Linked DNA regions of Homo sapiens: region 2 is linked to region 1. Evidence: chromatin loops called from intact Hi-C (ENCODE). Cell type or tissue: GM12878. All regions are shown on one strand. Each heading gives the region's core, and the rest is flanking DNA. Links, peaks and the distances in the headings are about the cores only. Region 1 overlaps CREB5 (cAMP responsive element binding protein 5). Region 2 overlaps CREB5 (cAMP responsive element binding protein 5).

Region 1 (9,801 bases), core at 1,107-9,106:
GACCTAAGCACCAGGGCAAGTGCGAGTAGGAACTGTTACCCACTCCTCTCACTGTCTTGCATATCCTTGGGGATTTCTTTGACAAGAAAGATTGGCACCAAAAGGAGTTTAAAAAAACCTCCTTTGCAACGTTTGTCATATTTCAGTATCTGGTTCCCTTGGTGAGTTGGTTTGCTGAAAAAAAGGAGTGTCTTTTCATGGAATCACTACCTCTGTAAATTGGTTGGTACAGGATACTTGCCTTGCTGAGACTACTTGTGGATCGATCCAGCAGAGTGCTACAAACTTGGCCTTATGAATTAGGAATTACCCCATCAGTCACATTATCAGGCCTGGGGCAGGTCTCAGTTTCTTCATATGTAAACCAGGAAAAATAATTTTTACATAATATGGTTGGTGTAAAAACTAATGAGATGCTGTATGCAAAGCACTTAGCAGAATATGTGCTCATGCACGTGCACACACACGCACACACACACACATGCACACACGCACGCACACACGCACATACACCCTTTTACTTTCACTCTCAGATCTTGTCCATACACTTTCTATTCAGAAAACTCCTTTATCTATATAGCCAGCCCTTGCCTCTGACCTGTTAGTATCAAACTTCCAGCTGTTACTTATGTTCCCATTTGACTGTCCTTTAGTCACATATTTCTTCGGGCTATGAACAGTGACTTTTTAAAGCTAACCCATTATGGTGGTGATTTTAGGATTTATAGGATCATACAACTTTAGAAATTTTTTTGAAAGATGAGGAATATGAAGTCCAGAGAATGTAGGTAAATTCCCCCATATTACAGTATTCTCAAATCTAGATTTCTGGGTTGTTGAAATTGTTTTCTACACACACAACAGAGCCCTTTGGATCAGGGAGGGCAAAGCATTGAATTTAGATCAAAAAGGGATAGTGTCTGAAGGTAAGAGAGGACTTAGTAGTGATAAGATGGTTACAAATTGTGTAACCTTGTGCAAGGAAGCTCGTTTCTTCATTTATAAAATAGTATCGACTCTTGTTACCTCATAGAATCATGCGAGATCTAGATTCTAGACAATATGAGTGAAAATGTTAATTGCAAAATCCTGCATAAATATTAATTTTGTCTTCTATAAACACACAATAGTTATATGTGTATATTAGGGACCTAGGTGTATATGTGTGCCTCTTAATAAATAAATTAGTTGCTAATAAAACAATATTCAACAAAACCCACTCTTTCACACATCCCTTATCTGTAATGCCGAATTTACGAACAGCTGTGGTATGCTCTCTGTGAAATGCAAGGAGCTCAGTATCTTGGAGATTAGGTCAAGAATGGGAAAAAATGCAGATGGGGATTTTGCTGCATGGAATCCAAGTCAGCCATTTGGGTGCTGAAAGTTGCTTGCCCAGAGGGAATCAAGAGACATTGCCTCTAAAGGGCTGATTCGGTGGGGGATATTACACCATTTTCTGCTTCATGGGTATTAAGATATTCTTTGAATCAGACAATTTACTGATTTACTGGGCTTAACTATTCTCTGTATGATTTAGAAAAGTAAATATAATTCTAGTTTCTTATAATATAGGAATTTATAAAGAGAATGCAGGAATGGCAAATTTGTTTCAACTTGAGGGCACCTCTTCAGTTGACTGGTTAATGGCTTAGAGAACTATGCAGAGATTTTGAGACAGTCTAGATCAAGCTGGGAAAATGCCATAATTAATCTAATCCAGTCTACTACAGGGTTAGGTGGGAATAATACATGTACACAGTGGAAATAGCATTGAGGCCTTGGTTATAATCCTGTTGTCTCTACCATTTATCTGGGAGACCTTAAGCAAGACTGTTAATTACTCTGGGCCTCTGTTTTTCTGATCTGCAAAAATTTAGCATGGCTAGGCTTTCTTCCGTGGTCCTTTCTGCTTCTAATATCTCCTGTTTCTGAGAAAAGACCATTTACACAATTTTATTTGTCTCAACTCAAGTACACCTTCACCAAGGAAGATGATTGCACTCAATGACGATGGAAGTGCAATTCTACTCTACTTACCTTCTATTTAATGGAATCTTGTGAGATCTAGATTCTCAAGAATTGTATGAAAATACTTTATAAACTGCAAATGCTGCATATATATTAAGCTACAAATAGTGGCTTCAGCTCCATCAGTTTTATAAGTAGAAAGCTCTGTAGAAAGTAAAAAATATGAAAGAAATTCTTTTCCTTTTAAAGAGCATTTGCAGAACATTCTTTTTTTGGCTATAGCAAAGGAAAATAAAATTAATAATGACATTTTTAAAGGATGAAAGCTGAATGTGTTTGACTTGGAACTTTTTATCATCCTTCTATGATTTTCAGAAAGAGAGACAGAATTGTTAAGTTTTCTTTCTCCATTAAGAAAAATGAATTAACATGCTTGTTTGTTTCTTTTTGTTTACTATAAGAATTTGCAAAATCCTTTTTCTTTCCAGCCCCCTGAAGTCAGGCTTAACATTGGGTCAGATTTTTTTTTGGCCTTATTTTAGCAAAATCATTTTCTTTTTAAAGTTCAAAATAAATATAGAAAGAAAAAGGGTCATTCCACATGTTTCAATGTGTATTCAAATGGTACAGACTTCAGACAAGTGGAGAGTGAGATCTCCTGAAGTTGTCTGGAGGGAGTTCAGCAAAAGCCCTCGCAGACTACAGCCTTCTGTCTACTGTATTCCTGCTTCGGAATTTACGGTTTTATTTTCTTGCATATCGTTATGTTATTTAAAGGGCCAAGAGACTGGATGGCTAGTGGACATTTTAATTAAGGCAAGGGGAGGGGATTAGTGAATCTAGCTCATGCTTGCTACTGGCTTTTGAGAAAAAAGACCCATTTATGAGCTCTCCGACTCTGTTTTCAGATCAAACTCCGACCCCAACGAGATTCCTGAAGAACTGCGAGGAGGTGGGCCTCTTCAGCGAGCTGGACTGCTCCCTGGAGCACGAGTTCAGGAAGGCTCAGGAAGAGGAGAGCAGCAAGCGGGTAGGTTTGCTTGGATGGCCGCCTTGAGAGGTGTCCTGCTAGAAACTTCCACGAGGAAACTAGGTGGCACTGCACTGCAGATTGTGTTGATGTGGCCTTGAAGTATTTTAGCCATTTGTGAGTATTTGTCTAATTTTTTTTAAAAGATTACTCCTTGATTATGGCAGAATTCAAAGCTAGATAAATCAAAAATTTAGTCAAACTTACAGATTTTTTCTATTCTCAATCAGCTGTTTTACTTTGCTAAGTATTTAATAGCAAACCTTTTGTGAGCAGTGAGTGCAGAAGAATAGAGCCAATGGGTGAGAGAACAGGCGAGTAATCTTCATGGTAGAAGAGGGGATTTCATCAGACTTTGGCCCATGTTGTAACTGTCTGTTTTCGATAATCTTTCCAGTCATTCTGCACCAAATTCATAATTATTTCCTGGTCATATTACCTTGTTCTAGTATTGAACATCTGTTGTTGCTGAGACAAATAAGTTGAGTACAACTGTGAATCATTTGTTCTTAAAAATGTAGGAAAATCATTTTGTGAAACCCTTAAGAATATATTCGGTGTTTATGGGAATGTGCTGAAATTTAAAATCACTTTACAAGAATAATGAAAGGAGATGGTGGTCACAAGTCAATGTGATGAGGATGCTTTTTGGTATTTTGTTCATTGTTATTATACAGCATTATTGAATGCCCACATTGTATTAAGAAACAAATTAGATACAGTCTGTGAACAGAAATTCAAAATGTGAAAGGTGATTGAAAGGAAAGACCAGTTAGGTAGTAATGAATTCTGAAGTCCAGCTGTTCCATCCGGAAAAGAAATTTTAAAAGGTTCTGATATTTCTCTAAGTGTTTCAAAGCCTTTTAGTCCTTGTCTATGTGAAATTATAATAATCCCCCCTCCACCAGATTTTTCCTGTCACATTCTCATGTCATAATAGTCAAGGGCTTGTATTTAGCCTGTATGGCTTCAGGAGAAACCATGAAAATAAGTGATGCTTACAAGAGGGGTACAAAATCTCAGTCAACTCGTTTTACTTATTTATAATTAATTTATCATGCATGCTTGACTCTCTCCTCCACTCCCCCTCAAAGGATATGAAGTGCCTTTTTTCTTTTTTAAACAAGCACTTACATAGCAACTATTATTTGCCAGCCAAATAATAAGGTTCTGAGCACTTTAAAAAATTAACTTAATAAAAATAAAAGACATGCATTCTATATTTTGTTGCAATAGAAATGTATATGTATATATATTTAAAACCATAAAAATAGCATGCAAGAGAGGAAGAAATTCTCATCATCTAGTCAACTTCCTTTGGTTGAGTAATAAATTTTTTTTTTGATAGACATGTGTATGTAGAAGACTAAGGAATTAAGTTCATTCATTCCTCAAGATAGTCAAAGCTGGCTTCTTAAACTGAACTATAAGAAAGATGTGTATTTCATCCATATTGTCTTCATTTCTGATAGAATGGTTTTACCTCAAGTGTGTGCCCTTGATTTTACTAAAGACATTTTTCCAAGAACAGTTTCGTGAAGCCCGTGGTCGGGGTGTGGTTTTAGATATTCTCCATTGCATTATTCATGATTTCTTATATGAAGCCCTGTGTGAGGAAATTCTTGCAGATCTGAATTCCAGGAAATGGTTTGCTTCCCCTGAGGAACTGAAATATTTTTCTCCTTATGGACATGAGAATCATGTAACTGGTTCTGTTTCTCTTTTCGCTTTGACTGCCAGGTTAACACAAAGCCAAGTTTACTGCTAAACTTTGAAAACCTTTTCGAACATTGTGACGAGCATATTTTACTTCCTCCCTAGACCAGACTTTCAGTTCTAGTTTATATTTTCTCTGGTTCTGATTTTTAATTTAAAAAACATTGTCATGCTATACATGTTTCGTGAGTTGCTTTAAATTTCTTGTGGGTTGAAAAAGAGTATAGATAATTAAATTTTAAAAATTAAAATAATTAAGCAACCAAAGTAAGAAAAGGAACTATTGCAGCTGTAGAAACATGTTATTTTCTCTCTTTTAAGTGTTGCTCATAGCCATGTGATGCTTTCATGATAGGTGTGTGGGTGGGGAACGGCCAGCCTCCCCATGGTCTAGGGCCAGCATCTCAGGACACCGCCGTCTCATGCCTCAGCCTCACTTGCACGCATGGGAAGCTGGACAATATTCAGGCTGTTGAGGCTTCTTCTTCCTTTGCCTCATTCAAACCAGAGGGGCCAAATCCAGCCTCAGGTGGCCATGGTTACACGAGAGGGCATTGTCTTGAGGGCTAAACCACAATGACTCCTCTGGCAGCAAAGACGGCTGTGTTGGTGGCTTTGGCTCTGGCATTTCTTTGGAAGTCACAGGGCAGGGAAATGAGGAGTAGGAATAATGCTCCCCCGCCTGACAATATTCTTTTACCTACCCCTTTGACCAGGTTTTTCCAGCTGTCAACATCCTTGGCATCCTGCCACCCCAGCTCTTCTTTCCCTGCTTAAAAAGCAGAAACACAGGTTCTTATTCAGTGCCTATCTTATCATTTTTTAGTATTCTTTTCTTTTTCCTTTTGGTCTACATTCTGACAATTATTTCTTTTTAATTCTACATCTCTAGTTGTCTTCTGATTTCTTTTCCTCTGAGTCTTTAGACTTGCATTGGTTCCCTCATTAGGTTTTAGTAAAGTGGAAGATGGATTAATTTATCTGGAGAATTTGGCTAAAGAAAGTTCTTGCTTGAACTTTCTATGTGTCTTACACAAAAAATATTGGAAAGATTGGACTGGTTCTGCACACCACCTTTAAAACTTCTAGCTGCAGTTGGTCTAGAAAATTCTGTTAAAGAGCAAATAGAGAATTGATCCTTACTTGACCCATGTGGCTGTCCATTGGGGAAAAGTCTGTTGTACAGACTCTGTCTCTAATCCCAGCATCCTTTTCCAGAAGCATCCCAATGTGTATATAGAATCAGCGCAGGCTGTAAGCAGGTTATGTCCACTGGAGAAAGCCCTCATTATCTGTATTAATACTATACATAGCAGACAACACGTTCCATAATAGCCTCAATTTCCATATTAATAGAAGCTTATAACCTCATAAATCTTTAATAAGAGAATTGTTTCCCCTTAGAAAAGCATGTTGTAATTCACTATCAGGTATCATAAATGTCAACTTGCCAATGGCTTAGAACTCAGACTAGTTCATATCCTGAAATATATAAGAAATTTTGTTCATCATTTTTCATTCAAGAAACATTTTCAAGTGCCCACCACATGGCAGGCACTGTCCAAGGCATTGTTGAATATACCACTGAATAAAGATGATAAAAAACAAACAAAAATACCTGCCTTCAGGTAGTTTACCTCTAGGGGGCAAGAGAAACAATAAATATGTGAAAAAAAAATCTATAACATGTCAGATGGTGATAAGTGTGATGGAGAAAGGAATAGCAGGGAAGGGGCACAGGGCATGCTGCGGGTGGTCAGGCAGGCATTGATGGTTAGTAGATGTGCAAGCAGAGACCCAAAGTGGGAGGAGGTCTGAACCAGGTACGTACTGGGGAGAAGAATGTTTCAAGCTGAAAGCACATAAGTGCAAAGGCCTGAGGCTGGAGGGTGCTCTGTGTGTTGGAGGAATTACAAAGAGACCCAAGGCGGGTGTAATAAGGCTAGAGATCCGGGTCTGGGAGGGCAGATCCTGGGAGGCCTTGTAAAGGGGCTTTGGCTTCAACTGAGTGAGATGGGAAACTATAGGACAATTTTTTGGGCTTTTTTTGAGACAGGTTCTTACTCTGTTGCCCAGGCTGGAGCGCAGTGGTGCAATCTCAGCTCACTGCAGCCTCGACCTCTTGGGCTCAGTTGATCCTCCCACCTCAGCCTCCCAAGTAGCTGGGACTACAGGTACCCACCACCATGCCCGGCTCATTTTTCATATTTTTTGTAATGATGGGGTTTCACCGTGTTGCCCAGGCCGGTCTCAAACTCCTGGACTCAAGTGATCTGCCCGCCTCAGCCTCCCAAAGTGCTGGGATTACCGGCGTGAGCCACTGTGCCCAGCCAGGACAGTTTTGAGCAGAAAAGTGAGAGGATTTGACTTACATCTTAGGAAGATCACTTTGGCTGCTGAGTTGAAAGCAAACTATCGAAGAGCAGTGGCTGAGAGAGAGACCAGTTGAGACGGTATTGAAAGAATTTAGATTAGAGATGATAGCAGGTTGGCTCAAGGTGGAGATGGAGGCAGTGGATAGATTCTGGATACATTTTGAAGAGAGAGCCAACAGGATTTGCTGATGGTTTAGATTGGGAAGTAATAGAAGCAGCAAAACCAAGGATGAACCCGGGTATTTGGCTTGAGCAACTGGAAGGATGGGATTGCCTGTGGGAGGAGTGGGTTTAAGGGGAAAATTGGGGGTTTCTTTTTAGATTTGCTAAGTGGAGATGCTGGACCAGCAGATGGATATATAGGTTTGGAATTCAAGGGAGAAGACCAGCCTGGAGATGCAGATTTGGGAGTCACTAATGTAGAAACGGTGTTTATGTACTTGAGATTGGGTGGAGTCACCTGAGCCAGAAGTGAATAGAGATGAAGTAGAGAGGTCTGAGCATGAGCTGGGCGGAATCTTCCAGAATTCTCTGACACAGAGGATTGCACTCCCCTCCGTGGTCAGAGACGACGCAGGAGACCATGAGGTATGAAGAATGAAATCAAGTAGGGAAGCCCAGCCCTAGCAGACATGTTGAATGGACAACTGGCATGTTGATTTTGTGTTCCATGTTAGAGGAAAGAAAAACAAAAATATTTTTAAAAACAGAAAAAGAAAAAAAGAGGTGTGTGAATTTTCCTTTTATGTTTAATGACTTAAAAAAGAAATTGCATAATACACATCTAGGAGATGGGAAATAGATTTATCATATAATAACTGTGTGTGTGTGTGTGTGTGTATGTGTGTGTGTGTAAGGAAGGACGGGTAATTGAAGGGACTAGAAATGAACTCCTTTGTCCTGCTAAGAGAAACATAACATTACAGCCTAAAGTGGTTAAAGACCCTGAAGATGAAAAGTGTGGTGTATAAGTGCTAAGTGTTGTTATTCTCCCATAGGACCTAAATCGGACTCATTATGCTGATGCAGCAATAGGAAATTAGGACATTTCCATGCTCTAGAATTCCTACCAAAATGATTAAAAGTGAAGTCCATCCCCAGAGAGTATTGACTGTTTAACACATGGAACAAGGGACAAGCTACAGTCTTAAGATCTTGGATCCCAGCTCAACAGGAGTCACAGAACAGGGCATGGTGGGGTCAGCCTCAGCTCCGCAAAGCAGGCTGTTTAATCTGATTAAATTCTGTACCTGGAAATCATGTTACCCGATGCCACCCATTACTTGGGGCAAGAAGGTGCGGAAGGAGAGGCACTTTGCCTTCTTACACTATCTTGTGCCCATCAGCCGCTAGCCAGCATCGCTGCTCTGTGGGGAAGGTATGAGTGGTGCTGGATGGAAAATAAAAGATGCCAAGTTGAGCAAACTTGCAACAGCTGCACATTTCCGGTTATGCTAACATGTTGCTTCTCTGATATTTGTGTAAAACAATCCTTCCCTCCCCCCAGAAGTATGGAGAAAAAGAATATTCTGAAACCTAAACTTGGTTTTATCCAGGTTTTGAAAATGTCCCCGTGTTTGCTTAATCCTAGTAGATGAGGCTGCTTTTGATCTTTTCATTTTTTTTTTTTATCAGCATGACTGAAAGGAAACACTCATTGACAGTGATATTGGAGATGACAACCTCTTTCTTCCACCACCCCAATGACTGAAAACCCTAAGGCTTATATTATAAGGATTCTTTTTGTCCTCCCATTTCAGTGCACTACAAATGTAAATCACGTTCAACTTTCTCCTTGCAGGTTAAAATTATGCCCTCATCTTAGGTGGAATTTGACGCTGGAAGGGAATTTGACTTGATCTTTGCATCCCACTCAGGGGAATGACTAAACCAGTGGATAAACTGGAAGCTATTTCATGTGTTTTAGGTCACTAGGATTTAGGAATAATGAGTACAATCTTAGCAGGGATTATTAAGAGTTGGTATTTACTTCCACATATGTGAATGAATGTGATCTCAGGTTCTGCTTCAACTTTAAAATGGAGTGGAGTTCTTTTCAACTCATAGGAGTTCATTTTTGGTTTGTTTTTGGGTTTTTTGGTGAAAAGACAGGGTATCCTGAAAGTAGCAATATACATAGTCTATTGTCTTGCAAAGAGTGGACACTTAATATTAAGTGTTCGATGTAGATGATGAGAGCAGCTCAGGAAGCTGACAGCTTAGAGGAATACTGGCTAAGATGGTGACAGATATTTGTTCATCATCTCCCTTGGCGAGTTTGCATATTCGGGTTATTTGGATCTTAATTGATGAATCCTTACAAGCTAATTTTCACAGTAAAGAAAAAAAGTATTTTATCTTTTGCGACTGGGGACTTGATTTTGAGTGCTTGATTATTTGGCAGCTGGTGGCTCTGTCTTCAACCAGTGTTAACAGGCAAAGTGAAGGGGGGAGGTGGTTGTGACAGTAATTTCAGACGAATGTCTCCTAGCCTGTGGCAGCTTTCATTGTTCTCTGAGTTCAGTATTAATTATTTAAATTATTTATCACAGGTTTTATTTGTTTTATTTATTTTTTATTTTTTGGAGATAGAGTCTTACTCTGTGGCCCAGGCTGGAGTGCAGTGGCGCCATCTCGGCTCACTGCAAGCTCCGCCTCCCGGGTTCACGCCATTCTCCTGCCTCAGCCTCCAGAGTAGCTGGGACTACA
Region 2 (9,801 bases), core at 800-8,799, 66 kb before region 1:
TTTCCATCATCCTTGCAAACTACCAGACCTTTCTTAAATCTCTGCCTTTGCACATGCCATTCTGCTAACTGGAATATTCTCTCTGCTCAATCTTTGTTGGATAAATCCCTATAATAGCCAGTTAAGACAATAGCACTTATTATGTACTAGGCATTCATTTAATCCTTACAATGAGGTGGTTGCCATTATCAGCCCCAGTTTGCAGAGGAGGAACCTGGCCCAGAGATGTTTGGTAGACTTCCCAAGGTCACAGAGCCAATAAATGAGGAAGCTAGGATTTGAACCTGTGCAGTCTATCACTCAGGACCTGTATTCTTAATCTCTGTGCCACACTGCCTATCTCCTAAGATGGCACTTTCAAAGGTGAAGGAAGCTATTCCCAGATGCCTCAAATTGGAGTTAGCACTTCAGTTCTTAGGATTCTCAAAGTGCTTTCTAAGGCATCCTTGCAATAGAATTTATCAAGTTGCATTATTATTTTTCTCTGTGCCTGTGTGACCTGTAATTTTGCGTACCATTCAGCCTTGTATGCCCAGAGCCTAGTAAAAAGCCTATCACTGGTTAAACACTTTGTAGCTATGTCTTGAATGAGTGAATGAATGAGTGAAGGAGTAAAGGCAGAAACACTTGTCTGTGCTTAGCTGGAACAGGCTCATCTTTCCTTCTGTGACATGCTTCTGGGATATCAGTTGAAAAACACTTTCTTCCAATAGACTTTACCTGTCTCAGGGGTGCAAAACATTCCAACAGGAAAACTTAGAACTCTCAGTTGTCCTCTCCACGTGACAGTAAATTATTGCCAAATCTTGCAAAGATGCCCATGAATTCTGCTGAGTATCCATGTCGCACTCCAGTCCGACAACATTGATTTATTTAAGTATAGGTTTGGTGCTCTGTGAGGACTCACCATCTGCTTAAGTTGTGTTTACTTTAAGTACCAGTCAGCGTTTTCCTGACGAGTTATAGAAAAATGGTAGTTCAACTTAATTTTTAAGCGAGGCCTGTTTGAGAATAATTTGTTAATTACTAGTTGGTTGATCCCATTTCCTTAAATTAAGGGCTTCAGTTAATATCACATGCTTATTGCCAGCTTGCTGGAAGCCACTGCAGTGGTACCGCCAGTTGCATGATATATTGCAGCCTTATTCTCCCAGGCCAGTCCTGCCCTGGCTTTTCCGTTTATCTTTAACTAATTTAACAAGCCTGAAAAGTAACCTGGTGGTTTACTAGCTTTAGGACTGCAAATTGGAAGCTTAATTTAATAGCCACTTATAAAACCACTGAGGCAGAAATTGGTTATTAGGCCTTCATATGATGGGGCACACAGAGCCATCTGATCAAGGCTGATTCTTCCAGATACAGGAAGATTGGAGTTCACACCATTTGGGCTGGAAGTGTTTTATCAACTGCACACAAGACAGGGTTTGAACCTTGTCATCAGGTGGCGTGGAGTTCAGTGGATTTCTTTTCTTTTCTTTTTGGCAAGAAAGGAAATATTTGGCAGACTGTTATTGGGGAGGTCCAAGGAGATTGGCCACGGCCATCAGAAGAGGGCACGCTGAGGTTGGGTGCATTGGGATATATAATGACTTTTGTAAATGTTTTGGTTTCAATAAAATCCCAAATGTATTTTATCAATGCATTTTTCCCCTTAATTTTTAGACCCTTGTGTATTTCAAGGGAAATTTAATTCATATGGTTTTGATTCATTTATACTTAACTCATCAAAATGTTGTTTTCTAAGAGTTATTTGATGTCCAAGAAGACTTCGGAGCTTGATTTAAATACCTTCCAGTGTGCTTTCCCCCTCCCTTTTAAAAATAGAAAGCCATCTACTCTTGGCAAAACCTAAATGCACACACTCTAAAAGTTTGCATTTGGTTGAAAGCTCCAAGCCCATGAGGCTGTCGAGCTGGGCCAAATGCATTCTCCAGCTCCTGGTAATGTGTGAGCCTGTTACTCAAAAGCACAGAGAGATCTTTACCACTTGATAATCTCTGGTGGCTCTCCACATGGAAAGAAACTCTAAAATATAAAATGTCTGCCATTTGCTACATCTTTGATCTTGGAAAAGCCACTTAACCTCCCTTCACTTCAGCTTCCCATCAGTAAAGTCGGGCTAATATTTATTTTGCCTACCTCCCAGAATGATTGAGAGGATTAAAGAAGCTAATATAAAAGTCCAAAGATACCAAAAGCATCACATCTCTTTTCTTGATGTTATTGTTCTTTGAAAAAAATAATAAATACTCAGCCTTTAGTGAATATTTGGTATGTGGCAGGTACTATGTTTGACTTTTTGTAAGTTACCATCATGTTTAATCCTCATAGCACCAGGTGAACTGGAGCTACTTTTAATCTCCACATTTTGGAAGATAAAACCTCTGTGTCATTTGCTCAAAGTCTTATAGTTTATGGGTAGAAAAGCTGGAATATAAGTCAAGCTCTTTATGGTTTTTAAAAACTTTTTTAAATTTTAAAATAATTATACATACAGGATACAGAGTGATATTTTGTATCACATGTATACAACATAATGATAAAATCAGGGTAACTTGATCACCACAAACATTTATCATTTCTCTGTGTTGTAAGTATTCGAATGCCCTCTTCTAGCTTTTTGAAAATGTACAATAAATTACAGTTAACCATATTCACCCTATAGTGCCGTGGAACACCAGAACTTATTCCTCCTAACTCTTTGTTAACCCACCTCTCCCACTGTCCTCTCCTCATCCCCTTCCCAGCCTCTAATACTCACAATTCTACTCTCTACTTCCATGAGATTAAACAAAATTTTTTTCCTTAGCTCCCACATATGAGTGAGAACATACAGTATTTATCTTCCTGTGCCTGACTTATTTTGTTTAGCATAATGTCCCCCGGGCTTATCCATGTTCTGTGAATGACAGGATTTCATTCTTTTTTATGACTGAATAGTATTCCAGTGTGTATATATGCCACATTTTCTTCATCCGTTCATCTGTTGATGGACATATAGGTTGATTCTATATCTTAGCTATCGTGAATAGTGCTGCAGCAAACATGGGGGTGCAGGTGTCCCTTTGGTATACTGATTTCCTTTCCTTTTGATATGTTTCTCAAAATCCTCCAGCAGTGGAATTGATGGATTATATGGTAGTTTTTTTTGTTTGTTTTTTGAGAAACTTTCATACTGTTTTCTATAATGGCTGTACTAATTCACATTCCCATCAATAGTGTATAAGAGTTCCCTTTTCCCGCATCCACACTGTCAGCATGTGTTAACTTTTTGTCTTTTCGATAATAGCCATTCTAACTGGGGTGAGATGATATCTCGTTGTGGTTTTGATTTGCATTTTCCTTTATGAGTTTTAACCACTAAGTTGTATAGTAAATGGTTAAAGTCACATTAATCACTGTAATGTTGTGACTCAATATCAGAGTTTATCTTGAGTCAGTATCACTCATCATTGAGTCTCTTAATATTGTTAAGATCACTTAGTCACATTTTCTATTACATTCTCTTTTTGAATAATTAGGGTAAATGCATATGTAAAATATGTCATTCAAATATACAGACATTCAAAGATCATTCCTTACGTAGGACAGTAATAGAAGCTAATTTTAATTGAACACCTACTTTGGACCAGACACTGCAGAGCTCTCTATATGCCTTATTTCGTTTAATCTTCAGAACAACTCTATAAGGTAAAGTCAAGAACTGTGAAGAGCTGAGATTTCCCCCTACTTGCAACCTAATTAGTCTACTAGTTTCATGGATGCTGGCAGTAGCTATGAGACTCCTGGGTCAGACACAAAGTTCTTTATTACTCATGGCCAGCAAGCAGCATCAGCCTCATGTTCATATCACTTCCTCTTGTTCCTAGCTCCTATGAGAGTGATGTGGAGTGACCCAGGTGGCTGCTGAACATGCAGGGAGTTTACATTATGGCTGAAGAACTCTGGGCTTAGAAATCTCATTCTCTTTTAATGTTGGGGGAAGCAGCCTTGCCTGACCTTTGCTCCCAAGGGAGATATCTTTATTACACTGGACAGTAAGCAAACCTGCCATCTGCTCCAGAGGGACACACTAAGTCTGTCTTCTAACTCTGCTGTGCAAACATATTTGAAAAAATTCCAGAACCAAGGCCATCTGTACCTCTGCTGCTAGGACATACATAGTCCATAGAGGACTGTCTCCCAACACTTAGTCGCTCTATTTTACAGGCAGGAAAACTGGATTTAGAGAGGTGGAATCATTCATTCATTCCAGAAATATGTATTGAATACCTGTATGTGTTAAGGTTCCTTAGCTAAAAATTGGAGGAGGGGGAGTCAACACAGGCTCTAGGCCACTAACTTGTCCCCTTACCCACTTAACCCCTCTCCTCCTCAGCCACTGTCTCATCTTGCCTCCCCACCTTATGGCTAATTATATAAAATGATAATTCACTTACGATGATGATGACTCTTTGGGACACATGTTTCTCCTGCCATCAAATTCTTCCTCTGCAGCTTGACCCAGCCCCAGATACCCAAATGCCATAGGTCATTTACCTGAGATGTGGAAGCGGTATTGGTAGATCCTGATACAAGTCAGAATGGTGTTTTGAGGTGGAATTTAGTAGCACATAGAAGACAGTGGTGCTAGGTGATTTGAAAGTTAGATTAAACATAAAAAATTTTGTAATGGAAAACTTAGTTTTGTAAGATGGAATTAATTTGGTGTCTTTACAAAACTCAGAAGGTTCCTTTTCCCTGTTGCCCCTCCATCAATTAATCAGCACCGTTTTATGCTTGTATAAAAGTGCAAACCATTAAATGCTTTATAAAGATTTTGATAGTGTTCATGCTAGTTTGTGGGAGTCCCCTTGCCATGTGCCTGAATTGATCTGGCATAAAATATTAAATGACTATGAATTTGGAATCTGGGGGAGAAACATAAGGTCTTGGCAACAGAAGATTGGACGCATCTTTTCCCAACAAAGAGGTCTCCTGCGGCCCACAGGAAGGAATCTCAGGCTGCAAATTATCTCCTTTCTCAACATGGCCCAACTCAGGAAGCTAGTTTGCCAGGTTCCTGAGAAAATAATAAAGATGGACATGGAGTGATGAAGAGGTTGGTGGCTGGAATACCTACCTTTGAACTGTCGTGGGGAAACAAAGTGAAAATTAGCTGGTCAATCATTGTTCCTTTCAACCAAGTCACAGCAGGGGAAAGACTCTTCCACTGGCCTCTCCACCAGAGGAGAAGCTGTGTTTTAAAAAATAGGAAGAAAAGAAGCCTGACTTGGTGCTTATTTAGCCCTGCCACTGTGTTCATGGATTAGTATAGCACAGTGAGAATTTCTCTCCTGCTGGTCTGCCCCTGTCGGCACCTGAAGCTATTGGCTCTGTTTTCTGGGCTCATTTCAATTCCCCCTGATGCCAGAGAAAATCCAATTAGTGAAGAATTTGAAAGAAAGAATTCTAGAGGAAACTCTATCACCCTGAAACCATAGCAGAGTGGGGATGTGATGACTCTTGTGGGGTCATAAATGTCATGAGTTTCTTCCTAATCTTAAATGGTAATCCAGAAAGTAAGTTTACTGATATTGTTTGGCTGTGTCCCCACCCAAATCTCATCTTGAGTTGTAGCTCCCATAATCCCCATATGTGGTGGGAGGGAGCTGGTAGGGGGTAATTGAATCATGAGGTTGGGCGTTTCCCATGCTGTTCTTGTGATAGTGAATAAGTCTCACGAGAACTGATGGTTTTACAAAAGGGCAGTTCCCCTGCACATACTCTCTTGTAAGACGTTCCTTTGCTCCTCCTTCACTTTCTGCCATGATTGTAAAGCCTCCCCAGCCACGTGGAACTGCGAGTCAATTAAACCTGTTTTTCTTTATAAATTACTCAGTCTCAGGTATGTCTTTATTAGCAGTGTGAGAACCGACTAATACATTTATACTCAGACTTTCTTTGATGGAGCCAGCCTCCTTGAAAGCAGTTATTTTTAGATGTTCCAACAGCCATCTATCTTACAAAAGGATTTTCTCTTCAGATAGGCTCTGCCTATCAGGTTCTACAGTAGGCTGCAGAAAGAGGAAATTACTTTGTTTTTGCACTTTAACAGCAAAGTCAAGTGGAGGAAGAAACTAAGAATCCTTGGACCTTGGAGCAGGGTTTTACTGAAGAGTGAAAGTGGGTCCCGGGAGCCAATATTCTTCTTTTTCTTTTTTTTTTTTTATTTGAGACGGAATCTCGCTCTGTTGCCCAGGCTGGAGTGCAGTGGCGCGATCTCGGCTCACTGCAAGCTCCGCCTCCCAGGTTCACGCCATTCTCCTGCCTCAGCCTCCCGAGTAGCTGGGACTACAGGCGCCCGCCACCACGCCTGGCTAATTTTTTGTATTTTTAGTTGAGATGGGGTTTCACTGTGTTAGCCAGGATGATCTCGATCTTCTGACCTCATGATCCGCCTGCCTCAGCCTCCCAAAGTGCTGGGATTACAGGCGTGAGCCACTGCGCCCGGCCTATTCTTCTAACATACTTGAGAGGGTGAGGGAATGATTGCAGCTTTGCTGAGGGTATCCAAGGCCTGTTCATGGTAGAAGCAAAACAACCTCAACAAACAAAACCAAACAAACCCAACAAAGAATGTGAATGTTACTTTCTTAATTTTCTGATTCTGTCCCTATTCCCTGAAGGAAGCCCTTGGACCAGCTGGAGCACCTTTCCTGAAGTCAACTATACCAGACACCAGAAAATACACGTGACTCCAAGGGAATCTTCAGGCAGACCATCGTCCCCTCCCACTTTATTCCCTTCGACAGTCTGCCCACTGTTTCCTTGTTGTTTTTGGTTGGTCTGTTTGTTTTGGGTCCCCCCAGCCGCCCCTCCCCTCCCCCACACTCATCTCCTGCCTCCCCAGCTCCAGGAAGCTATACACAAACTGGAGCATTTGGAGCTAACTTGGTGGGATGATGTGGCTTCTGGCAGCTCCCACAATATGACACCAGTGAAAATACAAACCAAATGTTCCTTGTGTTCTAGGGTGTGAAGTCTTCATCGCCCTTTTCTTTGAGAGCAGAGAGCACAAAAGAACTAGACATTTGGTGGTTTCTGTCCTGGCTCTGCCTTTTAATAGCTGGGTGACATCTCTGAATCCAATTCTTTATAAAATAATAATTGTAGGTCCGGGCGTGGTGGCTCACACCTGTAATCCCAGCACTTTGAGAGGCTGAGGTGGGCAGATCACGAAGTCAGGAGATCAAGGCCATCCTAGCTAACACGGTGAAATCCCATCTCCACTGAAAATACAAAAAATTAGCTGGGCGTGGTGGTGGGTGCCTGTAGGCCCAGCTACTTGGGAGGCTGAGGCAGGAGACTGGCGTGAACCCGGGAGGTGGAGATTGCAGTGAGCCGAGATCACGCCACTGCACTCCAGCCTGGGCAACAGAGTGAGACTCTGTCTCAAAACAAAACAAAACAAAACAAAAGTAAAAGAATAATTGTCTTACCCACTTTATACAGGTGGTGTCGGTGTTAAAGTCATTTATTGAGAGCCTACCATATGCTAGATTGTGTGTATTGAAGTACCTCCTCTACTAAGCCAAGAGCACCTCAAAGGCAAGACCATTTCCTATTCCCATCTGTGACAGGTAGTAGAATCTGACTGGCTGAGCTTGGAGCTGGACTCTGCACCTTGCTAGCTCTGTGTCCCTGGGCAAGTTACTAACTTCTCACCTGGAAAGTGGAGATCAGGACACCACCTCCCCTCTAGAATTCTTGTGAGACCTAAATAAGATAACACACATAGCACAGGGCTTGCAGGGCACACCATGAATGTTAGCAATTGTTCTGACTGTATTTATGAGATCAGTGCCTGGCGCACATCTGTTTTTTGAAATACGGTAAACAGTAAATGCTCAACAAATGGTAGTTCTTTTTCATAAGCTTTCTTTAAATAGTCTTGCAGTTCACATGTGACAGATCATGGTGGTATGTTCCACTGGGACTGATCCCAAGAAATGAAGATGAGGTTTTCTAGAGTTTAACTCTGAAAGTTCCCTTCAAACAAGTTTCTTCATTTGGTAGCTGCACACCGACGGGGGAGTGGGTGACGGAATTTGGACCAACTCATTCAGTGTCTTAGGGTATTAGTGTGTTCATGTAGTCATTTGCCTCAGCTAAGCCCAACCTCCATGATCTTTAGCCATGCTGAGCTGGAGAGAAAGCAGTACCCGAGAATGTTCATGGAGCTTGCTGCCTGAACATGGACCCTACACATGCACCTGCTAGGGGAGGAGAGTGATGGTGTGTGTGTATGTGTGTATTGTGGGAAGTGGTGAGGTGGTAATACAGCTAGGAGAGCAAGATAAAGAACATGATGACTCAGGGGTCCTTTATTTTACGTGGCATTTCCAAAATGTGGCTTCTGATGACACAACTGCCCCACATTCCCAGCCCGTCTCAGGTATACCTCAGGCTTTCCCTTCTTCCCATTGGCTTTTTCTTTTTTACTTAGAGAGATATTTATTAAGATCGAAATCCACTAAAGAAAACACAAAAAGTAGCAAGAAACCACTTTAGTGAGAGGACTTTTTGGGAGAGTGTATGTGATAGTTAATACTGAGTGTCAACTTGATTGGATTGAAGGATACAAAGTATTGATCCTGGGTGTGTCTGTGAGGGTGTTGCCAAAAGAGATTAACATTTGAGTCAGTGGGCTGGGGAAGGCAGATCCACCCTTAATCTGGTGGGCACAATCTAATCAGCTGCCAGCGAATATAAAGCAGGCAGAAAAACGTGAAAAGGAGAGACTGGCCTAGCCTCCCAGCCTACCTCTTTCTCCCGTGCTGGATGCTTTCTGCCCTCGAACATCAGACTCCAAGTTCTTCACTTTTGGGACTCAGACTGGCTCTCCTTGCTCAGCAGCTTGCAGACAGCCTATTGTGGGACTTTGTGATCATCTAAGTTAATACTTAATAAAGTTCCCTTTATATCTATCCTATTAGTTCTGTCCCTCTAGAGAACCCTGACTAACACAGTGTATGTATGGTTTTATTTTTTATTGCTTCCAATATTTTCTAGACCTGCTCAATGTGGTGTTGGAGAGCTCAGTTTGGCCCTGGCAAGACACCAATGCAGGCTCTTGGTTCTCTGGGCTCCTTGTTTTTCTTCTGGGCCCAGGAACCTTTAGTGTTAGTGACATGGAGCTGGTGGGCTTGGCTGTTGGATTTAACTACTCTCTTCATATGTTCTCTGAAGGACTTTTCAGATATTGAGGTGAATCTTTAACCTTCTAAATTCTTCAGGTAGCTTGGCTGGTCACCAGCCTTGCCTTCCAGAACATGTAAGGCCTGAATATTTTAGTCTCTGCAGGGGTAGATGGAGTCACAGGAGGAGGAATTGACGAGCTAGCTGGGTTTTCAGGTTTTCAGTGTAAATCCAGGAACATGGGCCCTGGGGCCAGGCAGTGTTAGAGATGATTTAGTCTAACCTTTTCATTTTACAAACATAGAAGCCGAGCCCAGAGGGGTTAAATGACTTGCTTTTGTTCACACTGCTGGGAGCAGCACCACGGCTGGGATGCAGGCCGTTGTGACTTCTGCTTTGAGGTTCTTTCTATTCTCTGCTCACACACCTAGACTTGATGAGGTAGAAATGAAACTCTGGCTTCTTAATCAATTCATAAGCATTACCTACTCCTCTTACCTTTTTTAAAATGGCATTTGCCTCCTCTTTATTTTGTTCAAGTTTCTTCTTCTTCTCCTCTTCCATGTAATATGTGTGCATGGAAGCAAAGTATATCATATGCCAAAGAACTTAAGTTAAATA

The links. Peaks named below come from ENCODE experiments on the same cell type or tissue, not always from the same donor. Only the 100,000 strongest peaks of a DNase experiment are listed, where the experiment ranks them.
Region 2: it touches region 1 in a loop (4-fold over the local background); 2 of 110 quality-filtered maps call a loop at or near these places.

What each region holds. Positions count from the first base shown.
Region 1 is chr7:28,504,737-28,514,537 of GRCh38, forward strand. CREB5 (cAMP responsive element binding protein 5) reads left to right here. Exons shown (of 11, transcript NM_182898.4): 4 at 2,880-3,001. Among named protein-coding and RNA genes, the nearest start is that of CREB5, 97 kb to the left of the region's middle. In GM12878, for the core only: no CTCF peak of the experiment used is centred there; DNase peaks (open chromatin) are centred at 4,735 and 5,145; H3K4me3 peaks cover 442 bases; H3K27ac peaks cover 1,442 bases.
Region 2 is chr7:28,439,356-28,449,156 of GRCh38, forward strand. All of the region lies in intron 1 of CREB5 (cAMP responsive element binding protein 5), which reads left to right. Among named protein-coding and RNA genes, the nearest start is that of CREB5, 32 kb to the left of the region's middle. RefSeq lists an enhancer at 7,327-7,486. In GM12878, for the core only: no CTCF peak of the experiment used is centred there; a DNase peak (open chromatin) is centred at 3,844.